Linked DNA regions of Homo sapiens: all the other regions are linked to region 1. The links are chromatin contacts, found by Hi-C or POLR2A ChIA-PET in ENCODE. All regions are on one chromosome and are shown on one strand. Each heading gives the region's core, a stretch centred on a gene start or an enhancer-like site at or near the end of the contact. The rest is flanking DNA. Distances are from core to core; before and after follow the strand shown. Region 1 holds the start of PRR14L (proline rich 14 like). Region 2 overlaps MYH9 (myosin heavy chain 9). Region 3 holds the start of TTC28-AS1 (TTC28 antisense RNA 1). Region 4 overlaps TOM1 (target of myb1 membrane trafficking protein).

Region 1 (2,909 bases), core at 221-2,720:
ATGTGCAGATGGAAGATTTTTTGTCACTACAGTAAGTCAGGGAAGTGGGAGAGGGCATCTCTAACCAGTCAGGAAGAAGTGATACCTTCTGTGGACAAAGGAAGTGCTGGCGTCTGGCATCAGGTCTCACTTTCTCTTAAGAGCACAGACCTGTTTCCAAAAGCTAAGTCTTTTTTTTACTGATTATTTTCAGTGAGGCCCTCTTTGTTAATTTGGGAAAGTATTGAACAGCAGGATCTAAGGGGACTGGAAGTGTCTCTTTCTCTAACCCCTAAGTGGGAGGGAGTCTTCCACTCCAGTGAGAAAGGATGGTTGAACACTTGTGATGGAGGCTGCGAGGGGCATGCATGGAAAAATATGCTTCTCTGTGCAAGATATTAGTTTTCTTTTTTAACAGATTAAGTAATAGTAATAGCAACAGCTTACCAAAAGCTTACTATATAACTAGTATTTACACAAATGCTCCCTTAGCCCGCATGACAATTCTAAGAAAACAGAACCCAAATTGGAGATGGACTGAGATTCAGACAAGTTAAACAAATAGTCAAGGTCACAAAGACGTTAAGTGAGAGACCCAGGTTTGCAACGATTACACTCCAAAAGCCATGCTCTTAATAATGCAAGGGAAAGGAGCTCACTGCACACCAAGAGGCTTAAAGGGAAGAAGAGAAGCGAGGGTCTCTCTGTGGACATCACGAGGGGAGAGGGAGAAAGGTTGATTTCTGATACCATAAAGTAAAATTTCAAGGTCTTCCTCTCCGTATCTTGGGGTACAGGCGAAAAATAAAGGAGGAAGGTAAGTCTCTTTCTTACTGGGAAGAAAGATCCCCTCTGTCACTTTCAGGCAAGTTGGGTCTCACTCTTCACCTGGGTGACGCTGACCAAAGTTGGGGGAAAGGTCTCATTTAGGGGTTATCTTTTACTCCTCCTCAGGATAAGTTCAGAATCCCCCTCGAACCCTGGGAGTGGGTCTCCCTCTGCTGACCAACGGATGAGCGCTAAGAAAGAGCGTACGCCTCCGATAAGGGGCGTCGTCCTCTCCGAGGAGATAAGTTGGGGGATCCCTGTTGTATCGAGGTTGAAGAGGAGTCTCTCTCCCGCGTCGGAGCCATGACTCGGAGAAGCCGCTTTTCTCTAGCGACGCGGGGCCTGGTCTCCTCCCTCTCCCTGGGTCGTTCCGCCGCCCACAGGGCAGCCTTGGTTCCTTTCCGCGCCCCGAGAGGGCGGGGGGCCTGGACTCCCCTTTAGCAGCACCACCCGGCGGAGGGTCCCTTTAGGGCGGAGTGGGGCGGGGCGGCTACGCCCGAAGCCTTCCAGTCCCGGCCTCTTACCCTGAGACCTCCTCCGCGGCCCGCGCTTGCCCAGCCAGCTCAGCCCCTGCAGCTGCAGCCCCGTCGTCGCCAGGTCTACCTGAGCCTACGGAGCCGACAGAGGCCGGGGGCGCTCCGGCCGCCGCCACCTCTTCGTCTCTATGGTCCCCCTGCACTTCCTCATCCGGGGCCCGAGCCAGCCATGCGGACTCGCCCAAATCCCGCCCCCGCACCGCGCGCGCGCACTCCAAGGGAAGGCTCTTCCTGATTCTGACCTCCCGCCCTCTGCTAGCCCCAGCCTCCCTCAACCCCGCCCCTGCGGCTCAAACTCTTAAAGGGAAACACAACTTTTGGTTCTGCTCCTGCTGAGCCACAGGACCCAGTGCCGGCCTTCGCTGCTGTCACCCTGTTCCAGTCCACCGTTTTTCTAGTCTGGACGGCTACAATTCTAAGGGCCTGCCTGCTTCCACTCTGGCAGCCCGAGAGATCTTATTCTACTGGAAAGAGTGTTTTGGGTCATGACACTCCTCTGCTTCTTCTAATCACACTGACCACTAAATAAATGGCACCTCTGCCTCCAGTTGGTTACAGAACCTTGTTTTATTTTCTTCATAGCTTTAACACTAGCTGAAATTTCTATGTCTCATCTCTTTATTGACTTGTTTATCATTTATCTTCCTCCACCTTGTCTGTTTTGTTCATCACTTAATGCTCAGCACCAAGAGCAGTGTCCGGCACAAAACTAGACGCTCAATGGACATTTGAAGGAAGGAAGAAATGTTTATCCAGTGGAAGAATTGAGGTCCAGATAATGAAATCGACTTGCCCCAAATAATACGGCTTTGTGTTAAAAAATAGAAATCGACCAGGCGCGGTGTCTCACGCCTGTAATCCAGCACTTTGGGAGGCGAAAGCGGGAGAAGCACTTCAGCCCAGAAGTTTGAGACCAGCCTGGGCAACATAGTGAGACATCGTTTCTGCCAAAAAACAAACAGCTGGGTCTGGTGATGTGTGCCTGTAATCCCAGCTACTCTGGAGGCTGAGGCAGGAAGATCACTTGAGGCTGGAAGGTTGAGGCTGCAGTGAGCAGTGATAGTGCCACTGCACTCCAGCCTGGATGACACAGCAAGACTCTTTCTCAAAACAAAACAAAAATTGCTCAGGTGTTGATGCACCTGTGCTCCTAGCTACTGGGGAGCCTGAAGCAGGAGGATCGTTTGAGCCCAGGAGTTTGAAGCTGCATTGAGCTATGATGGTGCCCCCACTGCACTCCAGCCTGGGCAACAAAACAAGACACTGTCTCAAAAAAAAAAAAAAAAAAAAAAATTGAATGCTTCAAAGTTTCGTTTCTTTCTTTCTTTTTTTTTTTTTTGAGACGGGGCCACGTTCTGACACCAGGCTGGAGTGCAGTGGTAGGATCTCGGCTCACTGCAACCTCTGCCTCCCAGGTTCAAGAGATTCTCCAGCCTCAGCCTCCTGAGTAGCTGGGATTACAGGCGCATGCTACCATGCCCAGCTAATTTTTGTATTTTTAGTAGAGACAGGGTTTCACCATGTTGGCCAGGCTGGTCTTGAACTCCTGACCTCGAGTGATCCGCC
Region 2 (2,909 bases), core at 161-2,660, 4.6 Mb after region 1:
AATTGTGTGAGGAGGAGTCAGAGGCTCTGCTGCTGAACAACAGGAAGCAGAGCCCCCAAACACACTCGAGGGCATGCACACAGAGGCGCACGCACGCACAAGGGCATGGACACACACATAGACACGCAAGCATCTGTGCATACACAGTCACATATGGAGGTAGGTGTACAGAGGTACGTGTGCACAGAAATACATGCGCACACACGTGTGCAAAGCCATATACATAGATCCACACAAGGCACACAGCTGCACACGCATTCACAGATGCATATCCACAAGCACAAGTGCAAACACAGGCACGCAAGGCACATGTATTCACAGGTGAATGTGAACATACATGTATGTACATAGCCATGCACACACACGGATGTATGCACAGGCACACACACTTCAAATTCCGAAACCCCAGAGCCAAATTCAGTGTCTCCTCTCCATCCACCCGAGCGTCCCTAGCTCTCCCACTTCTCCAGCCTTCCCCGTCCAATTCCTGAAGCCAATTTACCACTGTCAACACAGCCTAACCATACCTTAAAGAAATCTGGATTTGTTCTGCCAGGAACATTCATCTGGACAAATGCTTTCTGAAAGGCAAACTGCTGGGAGGCCTCCTCATTGCATCTCTTACCGCACTGCTTAGTATCCTAAATCCACCGGCCGGATGCACCACGAATCGTACCATGGCCCCATGCAACCGAAAAGGTCTTTCCAATGCTCAGGAAGGGTTTTGGTCTGTTATCTTGTGTGGCCTCCAATAACCTTACAAGGTATTGTATTGTAATGTACAAAGCAGGTATTATCATCATTGTTTTGCCATCTTTCCACACAGCGGTTCTTCTGGATTTGTTCCTGATCTCAGAGGCATCTCTTCTGGGCAGTGGGGTGGTTAGAATTCTTAGCAACCAGTGGGCTCTTTGGCCTACTCAGTTTACTCTGCAGCCCACCTCCCCACCCTATGCATTCTAGTGGAGACTGCCATTGGCGCCCACCCCATCAACCCTTCCCCGCACTGTCATCTCACAGGATGAGCACATTCAGAGTCCGGCCCAATCTGCTTGTTTTGGCTCGAGTCCTTATTTGGCCTGTAAGGACTGAAGGCTTATTTGAAAACGCCCTTCCTTCCTCTAAACGGGAGGAGGCCGCCAGGGACAAGCCTCTTCTGGGACACGAGCCCCCTGCCAGATGAAAGTCTAGCCGTGGTAGGCGCCTGAACCCACTGCCCCAGCCCCTCTCTTGGTGAGGGTGGGGTAGAGATGGGGTTATGAGTCACTCTGCAGTAGTTTTCAGACTTTTCAAAAAGCAGCGGCAGTCCTTCCTCAGATAAAATCTTCCCAAATTCCTGAGCAAGGGACAGTGGGTGGTGGAGACAGGGTTCCTCAGAGCACAGTTTGACAACCACTAGTCCATGTGTCTGGAGCAGTTCTGCAAAGGAGGAAGCCACAGCCGAGAGCGCTGTGGCCCTGGGTTCCGCTCTTCCCCACGCAATGCCTGGCCCCTTGACCTCTCTGGGAATGAAGGGACTGCTCTGAGGATGGAAGGAAATGGTGTTCCTGTCGTACACGGTGTGAGGCAGATGCCCAGACATGCCGTCCTCACCCGCCTGCTGTCTCGGAGCTCCCAACTGAGCAATTCCCTGGCACCGCCACGAGAAAGTCTTTCATAAAAGTTACAAATTCAGGAACCAGGCCATTTTCTCCCTGGATTTCATTTTCAACCGAAAATGTCCTGAGGCCAAGCCCATGCAGTGAGGGCATCTGAGCTGATGTGGCCATCTACCTGTGGACAGGTGTTTCCAGCCAGCTCAGCAGGCTGGGCCCAGGAGGGAGGAAGGGGAACCTGACCGCAGGTATTTCATCCCAGGTGCAGACTTCTGCTGGGGGCTTAAGCCTCACTTCCTCTGTGAGAGGAGCTGCAGCTCACTCTTGTCCATAAAAGGCCACGAGGCTCGCAGAGCGGTGACATCAGCCCAACAGGAAGTACAGAGGAAGGGGCCTGCTTCACCAGCAGCCACTGCTGGGACTGACTCATCACCCAGCTCCCAAGATCACACCTCCCGAGGTTCCAGCATGGAGCAGCTCTCTCGGGCTCCACCTGGGAGAGGTCCCTGCAGGACCCCATCTTCGGCTCCACTGGGCTTCTTGAGAAATGGGTATGGGCCAAGAAAGAAAAACAGGAAAAAGGGCAGTTTCAGGTTGGACAACATGCCCACGTTGGGTGAGACTGATGGGATAATCTGAGACAAATGGGACCAAAACTTTCCACCACCAGGGAGTCTTCTGCTTTCAGGGAAACTCCAGAGTGGCCCCTGGGGGGTGGCTTGCTATATGTGTTGGCACTGTGAGCCCTGCCCTGCGTTGCCAGGATGGCTTGATCAGAGTTGCACAAATGGGGCTGAGAACTCAGGTCTCTGGAAACCTCACGCACCCCAGGACTCCCCTCCATCGAACACCCCTATGAGCACAGCACTCGGCACCTCCCGCAGGCCTGCCTCAGTGCTGCAAAGAAAGGGCCGCGACACTCTCATGACGAGAAGCTCTGCTTCTCCACAGCCAGCTCAATTCACAAGCTTGGGTTACAAGTCTTTGGGAGGCAAACAGAGAGGTGAAGAAAAGCAAGTGCAAAATGATGCTTCATATTAGCAGAGGCTGCAGATCTGTGCCGAGTGGGGTGGAGCTTCCTGGCAGCCTGCCTGCCTAGCAATCTGCCAGCAAAGGAGGAAGCCCCTTCCGTCGCTCCCAGGCACACAATGTGGTCATGGGCGAGTGTGCCCTCCAGGCCACCACGGTAGGCCCAGACCAAGGGACATGCCTGCTCAGCAGCATCCACACCAGAAGCCAGTTCGACTCGGCCCAGTGCCTCTGCCCCATAGCCCCTGTGATCTCCCAGGTGGAACCTGGTTTGAACCTGCTGAG
Region 3 (2,909 bases), core at 410-2,909, 3.8 Mb before region 1:
GGATATGAGAGTGAGCAAAACAAACTCATGGCCCTTACATGTAAAAAGAGAACACAACTAGTAGGAGAAAAATAATAATAATAAATTGTATTGGCATGTTGGATGGTGATAAGTACTATGGAGACCGATAAAGCAGGGAAGACAAATACCACCCCAAATAGTGGGAACTACAATTAGGTCTTCAGAAAGGGATTCCCTGAGAAGGTGACGTCTGAGCAAAGACCTGGAAGAAGGTGAGTTAGTGTGCCAAGGGAAGAACACTTCAAGCAAAGGGAACAAAAGCAGGTGGAAAGGTCTTGAACTGAACTTATTCTAGAGTAGCAGAGGAACAGCAAGGAAGCTTGCGAAGATGGAATGGGCAAGGAAAAGGTAGTAAATGAGATCAGGGCAGGAAAAAAAAGTGTAAAGCCTTGTAGCTGTTGCAGAGGCTTTGACTTTTATTCTGGGTGAGACAGGGAGTCTTTGGGAGGTATTAAGTCTCAGAGAAGTGCATCAGTGACTTTTTAAAGGAGGTTTAAGAACACTAAAAATAAGGTGTCTGAAAAAAGCTAAATTAAGCCAAAAATATTTCTAAGAATTTAAAATGAAGAATTTGAAAACCAACGAATGGGCCATACTCGACCTCCCTAGCTGCCCAAAGGATGCTGACGACACGAACCAGCTGTGACAGACGAACATTCAGAGGCAAGCAGATTTCCGTAATGTTTACAGTCCTTGCCAGTAGGAAAAGCCGTGACTTTTCAACAAAATCACTTGGCCAGTCGGATGCACCTCGAAATCCCTCCATTTGACAGAGCACGTGTTAACTTCTAAGAAAGTAGGTGGGGCCCGGGATGTCACCTCATCTTAAAACATGCGGAAACCAAAAAGAGAAAAGGCTCTCCCGTCAAGTCAGCGGAGCTGCCCAGGAGAGCGGAGGCTTTCCGGAATCCCGGCTCCACCACGAACTTCAAGGCGCCAGCGTCCCACCGCGAGTCCTGACACGAGGGCTGCCTTCAACCGGCAAGCCCATCTCCCGCTGGTTACCAGGGGACTCCACCCCGGACGACAAATCACAGTCAGAACCAACGTGTCTCTCCCACCCTCGGACTGCGGCTCCTTCCCACCGGCGGGCCTGGGGGTGGGCCCAGACCCAGCCTGGGGGTGGGGGGTTGGGGAGAAGGCGGGTCCCAGCGGAAACTCCCGGCCGCGCCTTCCCGAGCCATGCGCTCGGGCCGGGACCCAGCCGCCTTCGCCCCGGGGAAGGGAGAGGGCGTGTTACCACGGCAATGCCTGGAGGGCCGAGGGGCGCACTCGCTGAGGGGCTTCGAAGGGGCCGGGGGAGGGAGGGGGCGCCCGCAGGGAGGGGCTGACACAGGGCTGACTCCGATTTAGGAATATCCTACCACTTCTCCATCAACAAATCTCCCATCACTGCCGTCCCACGGCCTCGCTCGCGCCCACAGACCCACTCACAATTCCTTGATCAGCACCATCTTCCCGGAACCCCCTCACAGCTGCCGCCGATACCACCGCCGCCGCCGCCGCTACCGCCTCTCACAGCGCCTGCGCGGCCCCGCCTCCCTGCCCCCCCGAGCCACCATCGCGCCTGCGTGCTTACACCCTTCCGCCGCGACCAGTCGCGTCAGCGCGCGAGGGGGCCTAGCTCCGCCCAGTTTCGTGCCCCACCCCGGGCACACGAGGCCTCCACTGCGGTTGCGCAGCCTGCCGAAGAGCGTGCGGCTTCTACTGCGGCTGCGCAAGCTCGACGCGCGCACTCTTGTCTGCTTACGAGGGCTCCTCCCTTCAGCTTTGGTCCCTCGGGGCGTCTGGGCAGCCTACGCTTTCCGGTGAGTTTTCCAGTTGGTTCTTTGGAAGCCGTTTTGCGGTGACTGGTTTTCTGCTCTCTCTCACTGCTCCGAGTCAGGGCCCACCTCCTTGACCGACACCTCACCTCCATAGTCCACATAAAAGACTCCTGACAGGTTCTGGAGGCAGCCGACGCCAGCTTCTGTTCCCCTCCCCAGCCCTTGGCAGCTCAGGTTCCGCGGGAGGACGTTCACCTGCTTCGCGGTCTCGTGGAGGTCCACCGCGGCGGAGAATCCTAAACCTCACCTGTGACTCGGCAGGATGAGCGGCCAGCACTCCCGACGGAGGCCCTCTGGGAGAAAAGAGGCCCTTGGCCTCGAGACCCAGGAAAGCGGGCTGTTCAGGAGTTGGTTCGCGCAGTTACACCGAAAGCGCCGTGGGCCTCAAAGCCGCAGCCCGGAGGTCGCTGGCTTGCTCTGTGTCAGACACGGTTCTAGGCAGTGGGGATGCATCTAGAAGCAGACACAGTCCCTGTTCTCAAGAAGCTCACAGTCTAGAGGAGACAACTCACTTGGAAAGAAAGCAGGGAGAATTTGGGGTGGTGGGGAAGTGCTATGCTATGAATACAGTGGAGTACTGGGAGAAGCAGAGGACTCAAGACAAGGGCTGTCTTAGGAGGCGGTGTTTGAGCCTAGCCTGTTAGGATGTGAGAGGGGCATTCCAGTTGGAGGGAAATATGACCCGAGGATGGAGTAAGCCTAGGGTGTTCAAGGATCAGCTAGAGGGCAGATGTGGCCAGAACATCCTAAGTGAGGGTGGGAAATGAGCTGGGACCAACTGGATTACTAGGCCATAGTAAAGAATTTGTCTTCTAAGAACCATGAGAACCTGTTGAAAGGCTATTAAGACGATTAAAATATCACGAAAACATTTTTGTATAAACATCTGGTGTATCTGATAGTGGAATACATCTGTGGAGTTAGGGCTGCCTCCAAAAAAATAACGGAAATGGACTGACTCAGTGACTCCCAGGGACTGCCTTAGGAGAAAGTTTCTGGAATGTCAGAACTTCCAGAAACTTTCTCCTAAGGCAGTCCCTGGAGTCACCGAGTTTCTCTTAT
Region 4 (2,909 bases), core at 132-2,631, 3.6 Mb after region 1:
AATGCTACTGGCTGCTAGCTGGAAGGAATAGGCCCTGGCGGGGTGGGGGGTGTCAGGGCAGACTCCACCAGGAGACCTGACCTTTGATCTGGGCTTAGGAGCACGAGTTGAGGTGGGGAGGAGCACATTTCTTCCTGGAAGAAGGGCAGTGTGTTCAGAAGCACAGAAGCCTGAGGAGGGTGATGGGGTGGCTGCGGGCGATCAGCTGAGCTGGTGAGTGGGAGTGGGAGGAAGGACTGGGCCAGGTCTCAGTGCCGGCTCCCGAGGGCTTCAGTGGAGCCCGGTGCCTTCAGGTCCATGCCGTAGTTGTCCACCGCGGAGCAGTCCCGTGGGAAGGCCAGGGCAGCTGGACCTCACTCCTTAAAGAGGAATATTAATCACGAATACTTTGAGCTGCAGGTAACAGGAAACGCAACCAGCAGAGTCTGAAACCACCACAACAACGCACTTTGTTTACCTAGCAAGAAGCCTGAAGGTTGGCAGTTTCAGGGTGGGTTTGACAGCTCCACGATGTCTCAAAACAGCCAGACTCTTTCTTGTTCTGTCCTTAGCCTGGTGGCTAATCAGTGAAATACAGTGATTGTTGTTCTGGGAAGGCAGGGTAGGCAGGGGCAGTCAGCATCGAACTGAGCACCTAGGCAGTGCAGAGCCTCAGTCGGTCATTCCAAAAGTATGTAATGCCCCCCTCTGCTCTGTTGCACCAGAAGGTGGGCCCCAGAAGGTCTGCCCCAGGCAGGCAGAGGCAGTCTTCACAGGGACAGAGCAGAGTGGAGAGCACACAAGTTTGGAGCACGCAGGCCTGGCTTTGCATCTAGCAAGTCACAAACCTCTGCACATTGGCTGCCCCCACGACAGTTGGGGATGTGGGGAGGTGACACAAATGGAGGTCCTCCGAGCATCCTGCACAGGCTGACACTTCTTCACTGAATGATGGCTGTCATTGTTCTCCATGATGTTGTTATTGTCATGGTGCAGGATGAGGAGTGACACGGTCTACCCAGAAGGAGGCACCACTGAGGAGCCAACCCTGGGTGGGGCTTAGAAGATGAGGGGAGTTCGGCTGGGCACGGTGGCTCACGCCTGTAATCCCAGCACTTTGGGAGGCCGAGGCGGGTGGATCACAAGGTCAGGAGTTCAAGACCAGCCTGGCCAAGGTGGTGAAACCTCATCTCTACTAAAAATACAAAAAAAAATTAGGCGGGCGCCTGTAATCCCAGCTACTTTGGGGGCTGAGGCAGAGAATTGCTTAAACCCAGGAGACGGAAGTTGCAGTGAGCCGAGATCGCACCACTGTACTCCAGCCTGGGCGACAGAACAAGACTCCGTCTCAAAAAAAAAAAAAAAAGACAAGGGGAGTTCAGGAGTTCAGCTGACTCATTCCTCCTCTTCATCAGCACACCTGGCACTGTCTCAGCACCTGGTCTTTCCTGCCATGGAAACGACCTTTTGGAATTGTCAGTTGTGGCCTCCCACTGGACTGTAAACCACCACTGGGGCAGGACCTTGCTGGATTTGCTCACTGACGTCTCCCTGTAGCCTGGACAGGTGTTGAGAATGTTTGAGAAGCACATAGCATCGTGGTTATGAATATGGACTTGAGAACCAGACTTCTCTGGCTTTGAATCTGCTGTGCATCTCACAAACTGTGTGACTGCAGGCAAATTGCTGCCTTCTCCATGCCCCTGAGTTTATTCATCCTCTGTCTTAAAGGTTGTGGTGACGGGTGACTGAGGGTGTGACGTGCTTATTAGTCCCATGCCTGGTGCATGCTGAGTGCCAGATGAGCATGTGAACTGGATGAGCCTGACTGAATGAGGAATGGCATTGCAGACAGAAGCTCAGAGGCGTGAGAGGGCAAGCCACATAGAGGAAGGGGGTACAGCTGACTGTGGCTGACGCCAGCCCCTGGAGAGTTCAGGCTTTTGATCCTCAGGCAGTGAGGGTGATGGACAATGTTTAAACAGAGGAAGTTGTGCTTGGAGTTATGTTTGAGTAGAGCGTGGAGGTGACAGTGCAGGCCTGGGGAGGTGGCAGCTTGAGCCAGAGCTGTCTCAGTGATCATGAGACTGTTGGAATGTGCAGGATGGGAGCGAGCGGGCTCCAGGCTGCTTCCCAGAAGGCTGGTGTGGAAAGGGGTGATACTGGCCGGACACAGTGGGCAGTGGCTCACACCTGTAATCCCAGCACTTTGGGAGGCCAAGGCGGGTGGATCACTTGAGGTCAGGAGTTCGAGACCAGCCTGACCAACATGGTGAAGCCCCATCTCTACTAAAAATACAAAACTTAGCCAGGTGTGTTGGCAGGTACCTGTAATCCCAGCTACTCGGGAGGCTGAGGCAGGAGAATCGCTTAAACCCGGGAGGCAGAGGTTGCAGTGAGCCAAGATCGTGCCACTGTACTCCAACCTGGGTGACAGAACGAGACTGTCTCAAAAAAAAAAAAGAAAGAAAGGGGTGATACCATACCATGGCCCCCATCTCTGATCCTGCCCGTGGTGTGGCGTGTCTTTGGTGACTACTCATTCTTTCTCTTGGCCCAAGTCATAGTCATTGTAGCTCGGTTACTCATTGCTAGCCTTTCCTGATGTCATACTGACATTGTCTGGCTGCAAGGTCACAACATCCTGTGAGGCAGGCAGTCTTATCCTGATTTTACGGGTGCAAAAACAGAGACTCAGAGGGGCTGGATCTTTGCCCACATTCTATGAGTTAGGTCAGGCCAGACTCGTCCCACTCCACCCTCATCTCCATGAGGGGCAGGTGGGTCTTGCCATCATGCCAGGCAGATTATCTGGAGCCCTCCAGGGAGGTGGTATCTGCACCAGACCCAATAGGGAGAGGACAGACTGCTGTAAGGACGCACAGGTGCCCAGTGATCCGAAGCCACAGGCTTGCCAGCCATAAACAACT

What was found. Hi-C counts contacts between places; a loop is a spot of excess contacts on that map. ChIA-PET counts read pairs that join two places held with the same protein, here RNA polymerase II (POLR2A). Pooled maps may share reads with other maps.
Region 2: a loop to region 1 is called in a map with no recorded cell type, with 17 times the contacts of the local background. The contact joins the enhancer-like site here to the promoter of PRR14L in region 1. A Hi-C loop is called at or near these places in 1 of 37 single-sample maps with no recorded cell type and 2 of 50 pooled maps. POLR2A ChIA-PET finds 5 or more read pairs at or near these places in 1 of 52 experiments (activated T-cell).
Region 3: a map of CD8-positive, alpha-beta T cell shows a loop between it and region 1 (5-fold over the local background). The contact joins the promoter of TTC28-AS1 here to the promoter of PRR14L in region 1. A Hi-C loop is called at or near these places in 2 of 168 maps with a recorded cell type or tissue (CD8-positive, alpha-beta T cell and naive thymus-derived CD4-positive, alpha-beta T cell) and 10 of 50 pooled maps.
Region 4: a map of psoas muscle shows a loop between it and region 1 (7-fold over the local background). The contact joins the enhancer-like site here to the promoter of PRR14L in region 1. A Hi-C loop is called at or near these places in 2 of 168 maps with a recorded cell type or tissue (naive thymus-derived CD4-positive, alpha-beta T cell and psoas muscle), 1 of 37 single-sample maps with no recorded cell type and 9 of 50 pooled maps.

Annotation. Positions count from the first base shown.
Region 1 is chr22:31,748,662-31,751,570 of GRCh38, forward strand. PRR14L (proline rich 14 like) reads right to left here and starts at 1,471. Exons shown (of 9, transcript NM_173566.3): 1 at 1,332-1,471. RefSeq lists enhancers at 481-1,113, 1,353-1,912, 1,402-1,696.
Region 2 is chr22:36,329,686-36,332,594 of GRCh38, forward strand. All of the region lies in intron 3 of MYH9 (myosin heavy chain 9), which reads right to left. Among named protein-coding and RNA genes, the nearest start is that of MIR6819, 44 kb to the left of the region's middle. RefSeq lists enhancers at 1,223-1,852, 1,352-2,551, 1,853-2,482, 2,026-2,075, 2,116-2,175 and 1 more. Within about 2 kb of position 1,411, at least 41 of the 41 ENCODE cell types and tissues checked have a DNase peak (open chromatin) inside an H3K27ac peak, as active enhancers do.
Region 3 is chr22:27,917,717-27,920,625 of GRCh38, forward strand. It overlaps TTC28-AS1 (TTC28 antisense RNA 1), which reads left to right and starts at 1,660. Exons shown (of 5, transcript NR_026963.1): 1 at 1,660-1,829. It overlaps PITPNB (phosphatidylinositol transfer protein beta), which reads right to left and starts at 1,540. Exons shown (of 12, transcript NM_012399.5): 1 at 1,456-1,540. The coding sequence starts at 1,475. MIR3199-1 (microRNA 3199-1) reads right to left here and starts at 2,896; the gene lies at 2,809-2,896. MIR3199-2 (microRNA 3199-2) reads left to right here and starts at 2,810; the gene lies at 2,810-2,895. RefSeq lists enhancers at 740-1,725, 1,726-2,710, 1,881-2,060 and silencers at 991-1,310, 1,501-1,570.
Region 4 is chr22:35,310,915-35,313,823 of GRCh38, forward strand. The region is part of intron 1 of TOM1 (target of myb1 membrane trafficking protein); the gene reads left to right. Among named protein-coding and RNA genes, the nearest start is that of TOM1, 12 kb to the left of the region's middle. RefSeq lists an enhancer at 208-487. Within about 2 kb of position 1,382, at least 23 of the 41 ENCODE cell types and tissues checked have a DNase peak (open chromatin) inside an H3K27ac peak, as active enhancers do; they include psoas muscle, where a contact is called at or near this core.